Regions from separate parts of the Homo sapiens genome. Here region 2 is linked to region 1. A link is a loop called in an ENCODE intact Hi-C map of the cell type or tissue named here. Cell type or tissue: B cell. All regions are shown on one strand.

Evidence for each region. Peaks named below come from ENCODE experiments on the same cell type or tissue, not always from the same donor. Only the 100,000 strongest peaks of a DNase experiment are listed, where the experiment ranks them.
Region 2: it touches region 1 in a loop (10-fold over the local background); 3 of 110 quality-filtered maps call a loop at or near these places.

What each region holds. Positions count from the first base shown.
Region 1 is chr6:100,001,148-100,003,647 of GRCh38, reverse strand. The region is part of intron 2 of MCHR2-AS1 (MCHR2 antisense RNA 1); the gene reads right to left. Among named protein-coding and RNA genes, the nearest start is that of MCHR2, 8.2 kb to the right of the region's middle. In B cell, CTCF peaks have their summits at 1,329 and 1,538 (motif pointing left); a DNase peak (open chromatin) is centred at 1,547; H3K27me3 peaks cover 537 bases.
Region 2 is chr6:99,466,751-99,469,250 of GRCh38, reverse strand. USP45 (ubiquitin specific peptidase 45) reads left to right here. Exons shown (of 18, transcript NM_001346022.3): 10 at 633-714; 11 at 2,488-2,500. Among named protein-coding and RNA genes, the nearest start is that of PNISR, 43 kb to the right of the region's middle. In B cell, CTCF peaks have their summits at 1,355 and 1,557 (motif pointing left); a DNase peak (open chromatin) is centred at 1,530.

The sequences.
Region 1 (2,500 bases):
TTCCAGCAACACTTAAAGGGTTGTCAAAGGAGCCTGGGAAAGAATGAGCCAACACACAGAGAGGAAACATCTCTGAATGAGTAAAACAAAAACAAACAAACAAAAAAATGAAGGTATTTGTGTCCCATGTGAAAGCCTGCCAAAGAGTAACCTCTGCAAAGGAGAATTTTAATAATCAAGTAGATAGAATGACCTGTCCTGTGGATACCAGTCAGTCTCTTTCTTTCCTGCCACTTCTGTCATTGGCCAATGGGCTCATTAACAAAGTAGCCATGATGGCAGAGATGGTGGTTATGCATGAGCTCGGCAACATGGACTTCTACTCACCAAAGTCAACTTGGATATGGCCACAGTTGAGTGCCCAATCTGCCAGCAGCAGAAACCAACACTGAACACCAATATGACACCATTCCCCATGGTTATCATCCAGCTACCTGGAGGCAAGTTGATTTCACTGAACCAGTTCCATCATGGAAGGGGCAGTGTTTTGTCCATACTAAAATAGAAACTTACTTTGGATACAAACTTGCTTTTCTCACCTGCAATGCTTCTCTGCCAAAACTGTCATCTGTGGATTCACAGAATGCCTTATCCACCATCATGGTTTTCCACACAGCATTGTTTCTGATCCAGAAACTCACTTCACAGCAAAAGAGGTGCAGCAGTGAGCCCATGCCCTCACCAATGCAGGTGGACATTATCCCATTCATTGAGGGCTTGCACAGAACAAATAGGTGGACTAATGGTGAATTCACTGTCCCCGTTTGAGCTGGGGCATCTGTCTTCTCCTGCCCCTGGACATTGGAGCTCCTGGTTCTCCGGACTTAAGGAATTAGACCAGGAGTTACACCACCAGTTCTCCTGGTTCCCAGCTTGCAGATGCCAGACCGTGGGGCTTTTCAGTCTCCACAATCATTATATGAGCCAATTTCTATGATAAGTCTTTATCTATCTCTATATCTATCTAGCTCTAATCTAATCTATGTATCTACCATCTACATTCTATTCATTCTGTTTCTCAGGAGAACCCTAACACAGAAGGGTTGCAGGATGGACTATGGAACATGGAAAACAGGAAAAAAGAGAAGGGCTCAAGAGACTGTGATCTCTGAGAAAGCACACCTTTGCTGTAACAGCAAAGAGGGAGAGATAGATGTTTGTGGTCAGAGAACAGAGTTTAAGATTTATGAGGTGGAGAAGTTCAGGGTAATAACCAGTTCTGGGATAGGACCTGGATTATGTTTGACCTATGTATAATGTCAAGATAGAGATTATTAAAAGACACTGAGGAAATTGCCATTATTCACCTTTTCAGGTGTATCCTAACTGGGGGCCTAACATAATGTCATAAATTAGGGTAAGAAATGTATTTTAAAATTGTCATGTAGTCTCTTTGTCAGTAAGCAAAGTTTGCCTTAGCCCATGTGATTGACCAAAAACCACTTGTAGGTCCTAAAATTTGAATGAATAAATAGAAGTTAGGAATCACATGCCTGTGTGCAATCTAATGGCTTGAGCTGGCACTTAGTTGGCACTGCCACCAAGTGGCCAGTCGGGAGAACTGCATTTGGTGTTAGAGCTAGTTCTCAATGAGGTATTTGCCGTTCTGAGATCCGACTCTCAAGCTCTGGAGCTACCAACTCTCCAGGGAAATATTTGTGTGACAGCTTTCCAGTGAAATGTGCAATCTGTCAATCCTTTAGATGAGAAAGTACTTAAAGGATGTAGCTTGATGGATGAACTACTCTAGCATAGTCACAGTTTTTTCTCTGACAATTTGGGAAAAGGTTGTTTTCAGAATAACTGTACACTTATAAAAACAGAGACTCCAAACATTGAAAAACAGAAAAAGTAAGCATATTTGATGATACCCTTTCTATATACAGACCTGAGTCTTCAGATCCTTGCAAATTTCTCAACGGGGAAGGACATTGCAGCATGGCAGACCACATGGATATACACGGGGAAGCATCATGAGCATGGTCTGTCCATTGCCTTTTGCCTGTGTCTTGTGTAATGGAGCCATTTTTACTAAATACACGAGGACACTATGTACCTTTGAAATACATACTTGAAAGACAAAAAGGTGAAATTGGTCAGGATTGAGAAGCAAAGAGTAAACCAGTGGACCTGGTCCAATATCTCCTTGACTCTACTGTGGATCTTCATTAAAATTAGGAAAAAAAATGGTGATTGGGAGATGAATAGCTACCTTCATTTACAAAACAAATTCCACAACTATTAATATTTATTGAGTACTTACCATGGGCCAGGTAAGTACTTCCTATATAAGGTAACATCCATAGTGCTTACCATGTTCTAAGTGATGGAGACACAGTAATAAACAAAAGAGGCCAAAGTCCCTGCCCTTGTAGAGCTGACATTCCAGTAGACTGAGGTAGATATGATTACCCCTGCACCACAGATGAAGAAGCTGAAGCTCAGAAATGTAGCAAGTAATTGACCGAATGAGGTATTAGGCACTGGTGTGTTCTACAAC
Region 2 (2,500 bases), 530 kb after region 1:
AGAAATAGTTAATATAAACCTTGTCATTTACTGAGAGCTGCTGAAAACATAATCATTATTGACAACTAAGTTCAAGTAAAACCATAATTAAAATTTGGGGGATTCTTCTTGCTATGGACATTAATTGATAAATTTGGACTTTAGTTATATGTGTATATAAATGAGGTAGTCCACATAGCATAGAGATTATAGTAACCAGCTTGATAGCTTCTTAATATAGAAAGGTCTTCATAGACAATAAATTTCATATGGTCTATTTTCTTTTTTGGTCCTAATTAAGAAGTGTCATTTTAGAGAGAGGGAGAAGGAAGAAAGAGGGCAAATTAATTTATGCTAAGCAACAGGACTAGGCTGCTTGCTTTTTGTACACTGATAAAAATACATTAAATCCAAGAGAGAACCTAAATGTAAAAATTCTGACTCTTACTTGGGAAAATTTGACATTAGAGCAATCTATTCATGGAATTTGAGACCTGGAAGAAATTACATTTTTTAAAAAATTTGGTCATTTTATTTTCAAACTAGGGAACTGAAATCCACAGTGTACCTTGCTGTTTGAAAGTACTTTTATTAGGAGGATGAGGCCTGAGTTAACTATTATTAGACCAGAATCTATTAACTTTGTTTTACAGCGAATACAAGCTAGCATTCTAAAAGCATTTAACAACCCAACTACTAAAACTGCTGATGATGAAACTAGAAAAAAAGTCAAAGGTATGTTGACTCTTTGTTAAAACTTTTTTCTTTAAGAAAATATTAAAATTTTATTTTAGTTGGAAAAAGAACTGAACATTATGTGAACTAATCCACCAAAGTAGTGGCTTTAAAAGGAGGACGTAGTTGCTGCAGTGTCTGAAAAATACTTTAGTGGAACATAGAAAATGCTAGAATGTATTCATGTGAATTTATAAGAATAAAGCTATACCAAGTATACAGATTGACACCGATACCTTTATGTGAGGTCTTCTAAGGGAAACTTGAAAGGTTGTTGAAAGTAGCAACCACACTTGGAAGTTCATATGTATCATATTGTATCATTTGACATGTGTTTGGATCAATGGATTTATGGATATTTTTTAGATGTAACTAGACAAAATGTTTAAGTGCTCCAAAGACTCCTGCAAATAAACCGTTTATTGAAGAGAGTGCTGGTAAGTCAAGTGTAAGTGCACTTTGCCTACTCCTAGTGTTTGCTATTCATCCATAAAAATATGAGCCCCAAATGATGATTACCTAATCAAAGTTGGTTATTTATCATTATCAATACTATATAGGGTTTATATACCTTGCCCTAAATGTATATTCTGCATTGAGATACTAACTAATGTTAGCATGAAGTGATTTTTAGAAGACATTTAAAAATATTATTTGTATTTTTTTCTAACTTTTGTTTTTGTGGTTTTATAATGTATGTACTACAGGTCTATAATTTGCAAACATACACACATTGTTACTGTGCACTTTATTGTAATTAAGGGTTCAAGATTTTTAAAAAACGTAGCTGCTCAAATATGCCTTGTTCTTTTGTGTTGAGATAGTGCCATCTCGTGGATGTTTAGAATAACAGCCCCGTTTTTCTTCCCCCTCTTTCCAGTTTTGTACTATTTCCAATCCCTTTTAGTTTTTCTAGAAGAAATATCTTTATTATTATAGTATTTCTAAATACAATTTTAATTAATGTTTACTGATATATTCACATGTTTTCTGTCATTCAGTGCTCTAATATTTTAAATGATTTTGAATATTGTTTGTATGAAACTTGAAGATAGAGGCTCAAAAAAGAAGTTTGAAAGAGGGGTGAATAGGTTTGTTAATATACTTTTTCCTCCCATGGTTTATGATGGAAAGTTTCAAATTTTTATTAAAGTAGAGAGAATAGCATAATGCAGCCCTTTATATCTGTCACCCAACTTAAACTGCGTTCATGGTTTATGTTTAATCCATTTTCTCCCAACCTCAGGTTATTTTAAACTAAGTCATTGGCATTTTTTTAATTTATAAATATTTCCTGAGCAGAATAATTTTAACTTTTAAAAATATAACCATGTTCTTGAGTTCTTAATTACCTATGTTAATTCCTTACACTTGCCTTTTACGACTGTTATTTTCATAGCCGTGATCCTGGCATCCGTAGTCCTGATAGCATAATCTCCTTTTCCATTCTTCTGGGTACTTATTGGTTAGACATGAGGTTTTATAAGTTTTAATGGGAGTGGTTGAGGTGTGGTACGAATAGTGGTTGTTTTGTTTTACCTCTTAAGAATAGTTCATTATTTCTTGGAGACTAAAGTAGTTGATAGTCGTAAATCTGCTACAAAATTGTAAAGGAGAAAGACTTTAGAATGTTGTATGTATAGTAAAATGTATTATTAAATGTAGTACAGAATATCTTATTCAGATTACTTTTGAATAACCAGAAGATAGCCTATTATACTGCTAGATGGATGGTTGACATGTTTTTTGCATTAAAAAGTATGATTTTTACAGCATATGGAAAAGA